3 separate regions of the Homo sapiens genome follow, and all the other regions are linked to region 2. A link is a contact called in ENCODE Hi-C or POLR2A ChIA-PET data. All regions are on one chromosome and are shown on one strand. Each heading gives the region's core, a stretch centred on a gene start or an enhancer-like site at or near the end of the contact. The rest is flanking DNA. Distances are from core to core; before and after follow the strand shown.

Evidence for each region. A loop is a pair of places that touch in the nucleus more often than their neighbours do. ChIA-PET counts read pairs that join two places held with the same protein, here RNA polymerase II (POLR2A). Pooled maps may share reads with other maps.
Region 1: a loop to region 2 is called in a pooled map, with 2.7 times the contacts of the local background. The contact joins the enhancer-like site here to the promoter of LINC02227 in region 2. A Hi-C loop is called at or near these places in 1 of 37 single-sample maps with no recorded cell type and 2 of 50 pooled maps. POLR2A ChIA-PET finds 5 or more read pairs at or near these places in 1 of 52 experiments (OCI-LY7).
Region 3: a loop to region 2 is called in a map of aorta, with 2.9 times the contacts of the local background. The contact joins the enhancer-like site here to the promoter of LINC02227 in region 2. A Hi-C loop is called at or near these places in 1 of 168 maps with a recorded cell type or tissue (aorta), 1 of 37 single-sample maps with no recorded cell type and 9 of 50 pooled maps.

The regions. Positions count from the first base shown.
Region 1 is chr5:158,749,296-158,753,766 of GRCh38, reverse strand. All of the region lies in intron 10 of EBF1 (EBF transcription factor 1), which reads left to right. Among named protein-coding and RNA genes, the nearest start is that of LINC02227, 340 kb to the right of the region's middle. RefSeq lists a silencer at 1,201-1,320. Within about 2 kb of position 1,271, at least 2 of the 41 ENCODE cell types and tissues checked have a DNase peak (open chromatin) inside an H3K27ac peak, as active enhancers do; they include OCI-LY7, where a contact is called at or near this core.
Region 2 is chr5:158,408,143-158,412,803 of GRCh38, reverse strand. It overlaps LINC02227 (long intergenic non-protein coding RNA 2227), which reads left to right and starts at 3,031. Exons shown (of 7, transcript NR_109888.1): 1 at 3,031-3,158.
Region 3 is chr5:158,873,608-158,878,198 of GRCh38, reverse strand. The region is part of intron 6 of EBF1 (EBF transcription factor 1); the gene reads left to right. Among named protein-coding and RNA genes, the nearest start is that of EBF1, 220 kb to the left of the region's middle. Within about 2 kb of position 2,783, at least 2 of the 41 ENCODE cell types and tissues checked have a DNase peak (open chromatin) inside an H3K27ac peak, as active enhancers do.

The sequences.
Region 1 (4,471 bases), core at 22-2,521, 340 kb before region 2:
GAATTTGGTCAATGAAGATCAACAACTTTGATGAAATAGTTTTTGCCTGAATAATGAATAATTTATTTTGCCTAACAGTCTACATTGCTAAAAAGGTGAAAGCAGTGGTCAATTTAATGAAGAAAAGTGCATTCACTCAAAGTTTTTGGCAGAAAGGAGAAAAAATATCTGGTTGATTGATTTCCTTATTTGCTTTCCAGCTGGTGGTTTTGGTGTGGTCGAGACACTTCATGGGGTTCCTGCCTTTAGTTATGCTAGTTGTAGCAGACCACTACCTTGAATCAAGAAAGCATGTTGGTCTAACTCTAAGATTATAGCCAGAACCCATCAGAGGGCTAGAATTTCTTTCCACTAAAAGTTCCTTTATAAATTCTTGTGTTTTGTTGTGTTTCTAGGTATATGTTTAAATGGTTTCAAAATTGATTGCTTTTAATAGTTCTTTTGTTGTTGCTGACAGTTGTGGAGAGAGTAAGATGGAGATACACAAAGCCTTTTCTTATTAACAGATTTCCTGTTATACATGTATTAAGATTGTCGGCTTCTACTCCGGTATCCTTTCCTTCTAGCTTGCTTCACCAGAGGGAGAAAGACTAGCTCAATTATATTATCCTGTTAGATTGCTTAAATCATGTTTAGATAAAAAAAAATTACTTTCTGCTTTCTTACTATAGTTCATGATTTCCATTTTGTAAGGCATCTTTTCTAAATTTTGTGCTTTATTATTTTTGCGGTGTTGAGCGAGCGAAAACAAACTCTAGTTCATAATTCACTTTAAAGAACATACCCTTTCTTTCTATTTTCTTGTTAAAACCAAATTGTGTGCAATTTGTAGGAAATTGAAACCACATTTTTCACTTAACTTTCCAAAATTAAAATTTATGGGGAAAAAGAAGCAATAAAACAGTTACAATCTGGTCATCTATAATTATCTGTGTGGTGTGAGCAGTTCCACATTTGAAAAATGTGACACGGATAACTTATCAAGATTTTACAACCGTGGGACATTTCACTTCTTATTTGCTGCATTGGAGCCAAGATCTCCACAAAATGCTGAAAGTTACCACTGTCAGTTTGAAAGTTACATGTGTGAAGAGGAGCTTTGAAATGTATAGAAAACAATGGACAGTATCTAAAAACAGTTGTTTTCCTCCCTCACTCAGTAACGAAATGTATTACAGTAAAAATTTGCCATTGTAGACTGTTCTTATTTCCAGTATTGTTCTTGATTTCAGTTACTTTAACATTCTCTTGTCACGCTCTACTGGGTAGGAGAAAACCACAGAACTAGTGAGATGAACCGTCTATTTCTGTTTATTGGTGCTGCCATTGCTGTCTTGGTATCTCCATTTCTAAAGCTTTCTGCATCTTTATAGATTTCCTAAGAAATGGATCCTTGAAGATATTCAAGTCCTAAGCTGTGCTTTTTTTTTTTTTTTTTTGGAATAAATACTTTTTCCCCTTTTAATCTTGCCATCTAATTGTTTCTAAGTTATAATAGTAAAAAGTTTTAGATTCTAAGAAATTTGATACTTCAATCCTAGTTCTTAATAGAGGGAAAGTTCATTTAACAATGGCTCCTTTGTGGAAATATAATCATATTTAGACAACTTGATGCAGCTGTGGTGAAGTCATTCATTTGTGTTTTCATTCAGTAAACTTTTATTGAGTATCTATTTAGTTTCACATCTTCTGTTAGAATCTAAATATAGAGTGGGGAACAAAACACTACAAATAGTACTGCACATAGTAATTATTCCCTTGAACCTTAGCATCATCAACATCATTCTAGATAAAAATGTATGGATGGACAGATCTTTGGCAGTATAAAAAAACCATCTAAAACCACTACAATCCTGAGTCTCGACTTAAGCTCAACTGAAATTGCACCCTTGCCTCAGCAACTTACAAATGCTCAAATGTTTTATAAATATTTTGGCCATGTCCATTTCTTTATTTGTAAGTTGATTCTGATCAATATTATCAGAATTTTAAAGATGTATTCATTTAATGGATAAGTACTTATTGTATAACGTAGTCTTCTAAGTGTTTTACAAATATTTAGCCCATTGAATCCCTGAACATCTCTATAGGGAAGGCACTTGACTGTCCTGATTCAACAGGTAAGGAGACTGAGACATAGATTAAGCATTTGCCAGAGTTACTCAAGTGGAGGAACCTGGCCAGACCGTCTGACTCCAGAATTCATCCTCTTAACTGTTCCACTGTACTCTTTCCTCAGTACTTTGGTATTTCTATAACTACGTATGTCTTTTAAAAGTGTGATGATCCCTGAGTGTATGACGCTTGGACACATCTGGTAGGATTCTGCAGACAGCTTACTCTGCCTGTAAGTGGAGAGGTTCCAAAGAGGCATCAGTAAAGGAGTCCCTGGCATGTGATGGCCCTCAGGTCATTATGAGCCAGGGGCAAACGCAACATGTGTCCTACCTTCCATTCATTCTAAGTTGTTCATTCGCCCGTCTCTCTAATACGTGCTTAGATATAAAAATAATATGTGCTAATTTAGAAAATTTAGAGAAAAACAGGATAGAATTTAAGGAGTTCAAATCATCCAATAGCCATCACCCAGAGTTGACCACTAAAAAGATTTTTGTATATTTCTTTCATATTTTTCTATACATAACAAATATATATGAACATTTTCTTCGTATTTGTGGTTATACTGTATATGTGTTTACACACACACAGTTTTATATCCTGTTTTTTTCACATAGCCTAATAAGCATTTTCCCACGCATTAAAATTTCTTCATAAACATGTTAATAGGCTGCATCATCTCCCACAGTGTGGATTTACTATATTTATTTATCCATTCACTATTGCTAGAAATTTAAGTTGTTTTATTTATACTCGTATAATGATACAATCTTTGCTCTTTTCTCTAACTTTGATGCTTTAAAAACCATAGTAATTTGTGGTAACTAAATGTTCTATCCCTTTATGAAGATTTTTTTTTAAATGCCCTAAATGATTTTTTTTTGCAAGTGGTAGATTTTTAAAAAAAACTTTTGAAATAATTTTTTCATATAATGCTTTTATTATTTGCACTATAAAATGATGCTATAAAATATAGAGTAGAAATAAAATATGCCCAAGTGTCCACATGAACTCACAATTAGTCTAGGAAATTATATCTAGCCGTAAAGTGAGAATATTAAAGCTCTTGTATCTATATTAATACAATCAGCCATACTTTTTAATGATAAGTATTTAATCTATCAGTCTCCTCTCTCTTTTTTATCACCCAGTTGCAAACTAGATTCATTTTGGATAATTACCTTTGGTACTAAATGTATATTATCTGCCCAGTTAGGAAATAGATCAGAGGGAATTCATAAATCAATAGTAATAAAGTAAACAGAGAGAATGGAATCTATTTCCTCTCTTATCATTTGTTTGAACCCATGCTACTAAAGACAGGGACCCTGTCTAATGGATGTCGGACAGAGGACCACAAGTAAACCCCACTGGGAACAGCTCTCCTTTAAGAATTGATCTGATATTTCAGGAAATATCTTATTGTTTGAATATTATAATGGTAGGTGCTTAATGACAACTACGATGCTTTGACTTCTGCTGTTTACAGAATTGATTTCAGTTTCTCTTTCAATGTTTTTGTATCTATTCCTGGATGCACCTCCTTTCTCTCCAACCTCTTTCTAGCCTTCATAAAACAATTTTTGACAGAGCATTAATGTTAGATTTACCAGTGTTATGCTAACCACAATCTCATTGTCCAAAGGGAGATAAAAATCCAGTGTCCCATACTGTTGACTACAAAAGAGGCTCTCTGTAGTTTCAATGTTGATGTCATCATGAGAAAAGATAATTCAATACTCAGAGTGGGACCTGTACCTCTACTTCAGCACAAACATGGGAGAGTTAGTTTACCTTGCCCAGACCTCTAAATATTCTAGCAGGCTAATGAAACTCTGAGAAAAGGTATGTCCAGCCTCCCTTGTTGATATGCTAAATCCAACAGCCAAGAAAATATTCCTGCCGTGTAAAAGAAACTCATCACTGCTATTATTCAGTGTATATTCACCTCCCTCGTGTAATACAAAAGTATTACCTGTTTTCCCCAAATCCTAAACTCTATAGGAACTTATTGACTTATGTCACAACTAATGGCATTGCTAGGAGGTATACTAGAGCCCACTTTCACAGTTTTCTACCAAGTGTTGACTTCACTGTAGCGTGGTTGATCCTAGACTCAAGTGACCTGATTTGGTGGTGCCTTCCACACCAAAGTTTCAAGGCCAGGAATATAGTGAGTTAGGAATCTCTTTCTGTGTTTACAGGATTATGGTCACTGTTGGTTTTAGAATCTTGGCCAAGGGGAAGACTATTAGATTCTGAGTTTATTTCCAAAGCAAAAGCAGGAAATCTAAAGAGATGGCATTGCATATTTTGGGAGGTGGATCTTCTTCATGGTTTCCAGTATTTTAAT
Region 2 (4,661 bases), core at 1,782-4,281:
CAGGACCATAGGGACCATCCCCGAATGCTTTGCCTTGTCTCATGCTGTGAGGCCATCAGGGAAACATTGTATTTGTACAATCCCGGAGCCACAAAGTTTGCAAAAGTGCACACTGTGAGGACAGGATGATGAAAAGGAAGCTTCTCTCAACTGTCCACCCCTAATGTAGGCCAGCCCCACTCTCAACAAACAGCAGCCTTCCCAAAGAGCAAACGTTAAGGATTATTAAACCTTCATTTCTTAATTTCCATTTTGATTCAAAAATCGCAGGAGACTATGATCTTACTTTATGATTCTTTCCCTATGCAGTTGGAATTGGTGATCTGACATTTATAAGCTGGGAAAGGTAGGGTTTTTCTTTATGGCATTAAATATTCTCTTTCATGATGGTATTTCACTTTACAAATGGCAAATATATCATGATGTGACCTGCGTAGAAGTGTTTTCAAGGGAGGTTTGGGAGTTCTGAAAAATTCACCTTGCTGTGTGGCATGTTGAAAGCCCACTATCACGTCTGATGCACTTTATGCTGGCACCATGCACCATATTGGTGAGAGAAAGCTAACCAATACGGGGAAAGACTTGGAGTTTCCATTTCATATTCAGCAAAGTTGTTTTTCTAATGAATTCTAAGAACACAACAAAGATGCCATTGGTATCAAGCTCTTTCATATTTTTTTTTCAGTCAGGTGTTTATGCAGGAAATACTAAGCATTCACATGTGCCAAACCTCAATCTAGACCCTGTGGGGAATACAAACGTGAAATATCCTTAGACCAGCTTAGGGTAGGGTCCTAGGTAGTTTCTTGCTCAGGAGAGCTTCCAAGGTCAGGCTCTTTATGCAGTTCAATGTGGCAGTATTGACATTTTAAGAGAAATACAGTTTGTACCTTTATGGAAAGAATATAGAGCATGTGAATGTTAAGTAAAAAATTACAACTGTGTGAATTCACAGTGACGTGAAAGTTCTCACCCTGCTTTATAACTTAAAGCCAGCTGAGTTTGTGTCCCTCCCTCCCCATTAGACAGTAGACATCCAGTGAGCAATGAGCCTCTTGCTTTTTATCCTCCCAGTTCATTTCATTCTTTCTCCTCCCTTATTGATGGAGTGACCCCTATGTGCCCGGCACCCTGTAAGAATAGGAAATGCACACTATGCCCCCCGGTACTCTTGCTTATGCTACCTGAGGATTCGAAGGCAGGCTTTACCTTCATAGCTCCTACAAGGTGATCATGCCTTTTCCTTCTCTTAGCAGAGTTCTAAGAATGCCCAGGACCATAAATCAATAAGTTGTCCGTGGCAAACAATCTACCAGAGCTTGGGGATAGCTGGGCAGTATTTCTCTAGGGAACGAAGGCTGGCTAAATAGCCAAAGTTTATTGAAGTGCTCCATACATTGCTTAAGACTAGAATTCACAGTCAACTGCCTGGGGTGGCTTTCACTCCATCCTTCCTTCCAAGAACCACAGAGATGTAGTAAATGAGCCACAGGAATAGGGATTTCTTCCAGGCTGGAGATATTACAACCCTTCTCTCAATATAAGAGTTGGCTTGAAAAGGCAGCATTCACTATTGAGGGGATAACTCTGAAGAGGGCTTGTGGTTATAATGGTTTTATGATTATTTTGGATCTTTGTAAAGACTCCTGTGTTTGGGTACTGATTCCACACTGGAGAGATCACACAAACATTCCTTAACATTAGTCTGTGGCTTTGTTAGACAGAATTGAAAGAGCTCTGTGTCCATTCCAGTCCCCAGTCATACCCAAAATCATCTGTCATTCACATGACTGTGGATTTTTTTTCAAAATTAGACTGTTAGTCTTCTGGGTTTTTTTTGTTTTGTTTTTGTTTTTTTTAATTACATATACAAAAACAGTCTCCAGGAAGTCTGTGCTATGTGTTGAAAACAAAGGATACTTAAGTGAGGTTGTTGTCTTCCAAAAGCCTATAGATAAGAAGGTAATATTTGCTAGTTTAAGTGCAAACATATGTACACATACATATATATATATAAAAACAAACAAATAAACAAGTTGGAAAAATATCTGCCCCTTTTATCTATCATTAATCAATGGATCAGGAAATACTGTCTGAGAAGCTATCCTTTGGGGGAAGTCTACACTATATGTTGAAAATAAAGATGTTTAAGTCAGGTCACTGTCTTCCAAAAACGTATAGATGAAGAGAATTTTCATTGAAATACACACATACATACATACATACGTAAAAATAAATATTGCATGTTCTCACTCATATGTGAGAGCTGAAAAAATTGATCTCATGGAGTTGGAGAGTAAAATGATGGTTACCAGAGACTGGGAAGAGCAGTGGGTGTGGCAGGGATTGAGGAGGAGTAAAGACCCAGTTAATGGGTATAAAAATACAGTCAGGGAGAAAGAATAAGATCTAGTGTTCAGTGGCACAAAAGGGCAACTATAGTTAATAATTTATGGTACATTTCAAAATAACTAGAAGAGTGGAATTGGAATGTTTTTAACAATATTTATGCTATATTTCAAAATAACTAGAAGAGTGGAATTGAAATATTCCTATCACAAAAATATGATAAATGTTTGAGGTGATGGATACCCCAATTACCCTGATTTGATCATTATACATTGTATACTTGTATCGAAATATCACATGCACCCCATAAATATGTACAACTATTATGTATTCATAACAATTAAAATTTTAAAAAAATTTAACAGAATTTAGCAAAAAACCCCACACAGACATACATAAAAAAACAAATTACCAGGTTGGAAAAAAAATACCAAAGATGAAAAAAGATATGCATTGAGCAAATATTTTCGAAGTATTTGTTTACTAGGCATGTTCTAGTGCCAACAGAGAGCTTTTATTTTAGGGAGATAGACAAATAATAAACAAGTAAATATTTAATTTCAGGTAATAGAAAGTTCTATAGAGAAAAAATAAAGTAGGATAAAAATGAATTATGAGAGAAGTGTGATATTTACATAGAGTGTGGTCAGGAAAGTCCCCTCTGAAAAGGTGATATGTGATATTAGGCCATGTGAAAATGTGTGTGGGAAGTAGTCATATGTCCAGATCATGCAGGACCCTGAAGATAACAGAAAGGGCTCTTCATTCTGTTATTTTCAGTAAGATGGAAGAGAATTTGGGGGTTAAAGGTGAGGACTGGCATGGCCTAAAGTGTGTTTTAATAGGATCACTGTGACTTCTGTGCTAAAAGCAGACTGCAAGGGACAGAAGCTGAAGCAGGAGGTGAGTTAGAAGTTTCCTGCAATATCCAGGTGAGAGCTGATGATGGCTTTGCCTGGGCTGGCAGTGGAAGTGATGAGAGATGGGTGAATGAATATTTTGAGGATAGAATTAACAGAAATTGCTTATTGGTTAGAAGTGAGGTGTGAGAGGAAGAGAGGAGTCAAGGAAAATACCAAGGTTTCTGCCTGAGCAATTGGGAAAATTGGTAGTTAAAATAAGGAAGACTGAATGAGGATCTAGACTGCATGGAGGTAGAGATGAAGGGAGGGGTGGTGAATGTCAGGAGCTCAGTTTTGGCACACTGAGTTTGACATGCCTATTAGACTTCCAAGTGGAAATGTTAAGTATGCAATTGAATAAACAGGTCTTGAGTTCCAGGGAGAGGTATCAAACTGGGGATACAAATTTGAGTGTATTTAAAACCTTTATACAACCTAGGGAGTGTATATAAAGAGAAAAAAAAGGTGTATATAAAGAAAAAAAGGACTGAACTAAAGAATGGCCCCAAAATTTAGAAGTCAGAGAATCAGAAAGACTCTGCAAAAGAGATTGAGAAGGAGTGGTCTGAAAGAGAAAAAGAAAACCTGGCACATACGATGCCCTGGGATTCAAGAGAAGAAATTCTCTCAAGGAAGAGAAATTTATCAACCACATCAAAAGCTATTGCTTGTGCAAATAAGGACTGAGAAATAAATTAAAAGCTAATTAAAGTAAAAAAAAAGAGGTAGAAGTATGTAGCTAAAAAGTGAATAGAGAAGATTAAATAGAATGTCTAAAAACAAACAAAAAAAAACCCCAAAAAACTGGTTTACTACAAAATAAAGTGGGAAAAAAGAGAAAAAGGCCAAAGAAGATATAGGACTTTCTTAAATAAAATATAGGACATATTTAAAACCCAAGCATATTAATAATTATATTAAATATAAACTGCTAAGTACTGCAATTAAAAGGCAGAGACAGTCGGGCGCGGTGGCTCACACCTGTAATACCAGCACTTTGGGAGGCCGAGGCAGGCAGATCACGAGGTCAGGAGATCGAGACCATCCTGGCTTACATGGTGAAACCCCGTATCCACTAAAAATACAAAAAATTAGCCAGGCGCGGTGGCAGGCGCCTGTAGTCCCAGCTACTCAGGAGGCTGAGGCAGGAGAATGGCGTGAACCTGGGAGGCAGAGTTTGCAGTGAGCCGAGATTGTGCCACTGCACTCCAGCCTGGGCGATACAGCAAGACTCAGTCTCAAAAAAAAAAAAAAAAAAAAAAAAAAAAAAAAAAAAAGGCAGAGCTTGCTAGACTAATTAAAAGTAGCAAAATTCATACATATGGTGTCTACAAGAAAAAAACATTTTAAATATAATGACATAGGTTACAAGTAAAAGGATGAAAAAGGTATACCATAAAAATACTATTA
Region 3 (4,591 bases), core at 1,534-4,033, 470 kb before region 2:
GGTCAATATTCTCATTGCTGTTCGTTGCAAAGTCATAGGTGATTTATTACTAGGGAAAATACTTTTTGGATTCTGCATTTGCATAATCAATTAGTTAGTGTTTTCTGGGTTGTCTTCTGCTTGCAAATTGATTTAAACTTCTCCCGTGAGCAGTGACAAGTTTTCTTTGGACGTGAGCACCTGACAGAGTTGCAGTTGGTTTAGGTTCCATACAGCAACATGGAGTTATGTTATTTTCCATTGTGACTCAGGAGTTGGCATATGCATTCTATTCCTTGCTGGTTTTGCAGGCACTGGAAGCTATTATTTCCAGAGCAATATATGGCGACCGGAAATGACTTCGTTCCTAATTATTCTAATGAGGCTTCCCAACCATTATTGGAAAAGGAAGCCATGGAAATTGTGCATCCTCACAAAACTTAGTACTGTCAGCATAACATTAGGTCTAAAAAGGTTTTCAAAATATAATACCAATTGGAAAGTGTGTGTGTGTGTGTGCGTTTGTAGTATTTGGTTATAAACTATTATCATAACTCAGGGTCACTAAAATGTCTCTCTAGAAAGAGAACAGCCTAACAGGAATGAAATAATTTAGTCTCTATTTTTGATGAAGCAATAATATTTTTGAACAGTCAGCTGAATGCCTTCTAAGTTGCCTGGGTGCCTAAAGGGCTTAGAAAGTTCTTCCATGGAGATAAATAAGCTGTCAATTCATGATGAAGAAAATCAAACTCATGGTGTTGATCTTGGCTGGGACGCTGGTACAAGTATGAGAGAAATTTTTGCCGAGATGTAGCATAGCCCATGTGTTAGCAGTTAGCACTCCAGTGCCATACTGTGCCTCTGCTCGCCTTTTCAAAAGGTAAACATGGCTGTCGAAATAAGGAAAAGAAAAGATTAACCCATTCAGGGGCATGCACCTAGTAAGTGACACTGTAGCTCCCTAGAGGATACAAAAAGAATAGGGGCAAGAGTCCAGAGAGTGGCTGTTATTCAGTTACTGGATTTCCTCTTCTCAGCACCTTCTCAGAGTTGGGCTTGGAACTGTGGGCTTGGAACTGTGGGAAAACTGAAGTGAATCTGGGTGCAGTAGGAAAAGGAGTTGGTGGAGATAGAGGCTTCAAGAAAATACATGCCAAAAGCCAGTTCACTTGCTCAGTTCTTTACACTTTTACAATAAAACAGGGTATTTCTCTGACTTTGTGGTCTAAAGTCATGCATATTTTGGAGCACCTAAAAGAAAACAGCAAACAGCTTACTTCTATTTGTACCAGGTTAGTGCACGAATGTAAAAAAGACCTCTAAATGTTACCCTCCTATTATGAAAATCCAAAGCTGGGCATGAGCAGAAGAAAGGGAGAGAATCATGCTATTTTTTAATTTCCTTTGTATTAATACAATCGAAAGGGGGCTATCAAAGCATAACACTGGCCTGCCCTCCAGCTGCTGCGGTAGGTGGCGTTTCACTCGGTTGCCTTGAGATTTACAAATTCTAAAGGTATTTTCATGCCTCCAAATTGAACACAAAAGGCAGGCCCATGGAACAGTGGCTCTGAACTTCTTAAACTGAATAATAGGGCAACGTGAAACTTTTTATGGAAAGATGTTGTTTTTCCTGAAGTTCTTGCAGTACAGGTTGTAGGAGCTTCCTTTTCTCTCTATGCCCTCGGAGGTCTCACAAAGCAGCAGGCTCAGTGAGACCGAAAACATCAGTGTGTCTCCCATCTAGGAAGTCTCCAGTAATAACTGGTCCATGTAATGAAAGTTTCTTCTAGCCAAGACTCAAATAGAGAATTCTGATGTAACTTCCTGAAGAGTACACTAGAGGGAAAAGGGGTCGTGGGATTGAGGGTAGAGATACATGAATCTCTCTAAGCCTCAGTTTTCGTATCCTTAAATGGAGACAATAATAATACTACCTATTAGAGGTATTGGGAGGCTAAAGGAGACAGTGCCTGCAAAGTACAGTGCCTGCTTTATTGCAAGCTCACTGTAAATACTTGAGGTTGTTACTGATTTTTGTTCCTGCTAATATTATTATATTTTATATTATTGGCCGTAGTGTTTCAACTAGTCATGTGATACCGAATATGCCATGGAACAGTTTTTTGGCCTCTAAACTTTTCGCATCCACAAAATGAAGCAGTTGGATCAGAAGATATCTAAGGTTCCTTCCTGTGCTAAGATCCTAGAGTCCTAAAGTTCCATTCTTGTTGTTGTAATGAAGTGAAAAGCACACATATTCATACCAAAAGGGTCATAAATTTAAGATTCTTCTGTGGAGGGACTGGGAAAAGTCTTTACAGTTTTAGGTTGTAATTAAGAAAGTGAATTATGCTAAAATTGACTTTAGGAAAACAATGGTGTTTTGTGTAACCACATGGATATCATCTGGGTATATGTAAATAGGAGGCAGGTAAAAATGATGAATGCTAATCTCTGTAAAATTCAAATGAATATTAACTCTTATTCAAATAGCACAAGTACATTGCACAGGGAAATCAAGACGTGAATTCATATAATTTCATTTTTTTCAGCTGTGCACATCCTTTGGTTACAGAAACAGCTCAGAACTTAGGCATTGCTCATTTCCTAATAGAGTATGACATCTGGGCTGCTACTTTTAAATATAGTAGCTTGTTTGCTCAGGCTTATGGCTCAGTAATATTTGTTTTGTCTTATGAATGTAGTGAAAGCAGGGATTACAGGTATTCCTCAAGGACTAATTAGAAATAAAAGCTTATGTATATGAGGGAAGTTTTCGGATAGGAAGTGCTCTTGCTTGAGTCATGAAGTGACACTGGTTTCAGTTTCAATTTTGATACATTGGAACTTGGTACTTTTTGTAGAGTCCATTTGGAAAGGTTAAAAAAATCACTTGGAATTATCTGCAGAAGTTCAGGTTAAAAATTGTTTGTCCTTCTTCCTCGGTTTCAAGCTCCTCTACCCTATTGACAAATTCATACCTTCATTCCTCTGTTTGGATTTTAGGAAATAAATTCAAGAAAAGAAAAATATGTAACTATCATCACTGTTTCCATAAAATAAAGGTGTTCTAGAGATCAAAGAGAGGCCTTGTCTTGGAAATACAATTTGGCCAAAACTGCCTGGTGTGTGTGTGTGTGTGTGTGTGTGTGTGTGTATGTGTGTGTGTGTGCTTGTGTGTGTTCATCTCTCCATGATTCATTCTGAGAGCTGTTTTAGCCTTCATAAAATATTCATGCTAGTTGTGCATGGTTCTATAATTGCCATCTCAGGCCTTGAATTATTTATAGGTTGTACTGTTCACATAGTCTCATTTACTGATAGAGAAGATAACACCATACAAGAGGATCCCAAACACTCTGAGGCCTGTTACTTTGCATTAAGTAGTGGAATTATATTACTGTAGGTGTAAAACACTGGCCTTTTTTTTCCTCCTCTCCCTTTAATATATCATTTTTGTATTTATAATATGCTAATTGTCAGAATGCTGTTAAGCCTCATAATTCCTGCCGAGTCTTGCAGAAATCAAGATGTGGCTGAGATGATTTAGCTCTTGATCTCAGAATGATCGTTCTAAAAAAAACCTGTCTACACACAGCGTAATTTATTGAAATGATGTATGACTTTACATGCATACCTGAGCCCTTTTGTTTTGTACTATTGATCAGTTTGTATGTCTCAGTGTTAACCAACACGTGGTTGGTTTCGGTAGACATTTACCAAGAGCCTTGCAAGCTTGCTGTCCCTAATTAAATACTGAGTCTCAATTCACTTGTGTGACAGTTTCTCTGCACCTATTTATTTTGCTTTCCTAATTCTCCTTTCCCTTTTCTGCCAACTTGATCTTTCTTCCACATAGATTATATTCTTGATATTTATTTGAGGGTAGGAACATGCTATAGGAACATACTATAGTTGTATCTCCTCTCTCTTTTTTTGGTGTTATTTAGTTGCAAAAGTCCATTTAATGTTAATAAATATCAAAAGCCAGATTCACCACAGAGTGTACTTTTCTGGTATTTCATTATCAGTATCCATGTTTAAAGAGGAAAAACAGAAAAATTCATGGCAGCTCATAATCTGCTGATATATTCTAGTTTTCTCCTCTACCAGTGGAAACTCATGAATTTTCCTCTGGCCTAGGAACTTCCAACTCTATACAAATCACTAACAAACAATCCTCCATCTCCTCTCTTTAGGCTGATCAATATTTTCTCTCTAGCCTTCTTTCCATCATACAGGTTGTGTTCCCTTATGTGTGTGATGTGAGCTTTCCCATACCTATATTAGCCAACTCGCAGCTTCTCACTGTTGATCTGCATACTGCTGGTGGTGGTACTTCTCACTGTATACCTACATACTGCTGGATGCTTTTAAGTGGTACCTGTAGGTGTCTTTAAATAGCACTGAATTAGGTGATAAGGAAATCATCTTATTTAAAATTTCTTTTAGTTTTCCTGATGAGGCCAAAGTCCTTGTTTGGTGGGAATCTGTCTTTAACACCTCCCTCACATTTGCTTCATCTTGGTTTTCAATGAGTACCCTGTGGTAGGCAACAGTATCTAGCCAAAATTTAGTAAATTTTTAAAATTTTGTTTACATTCAC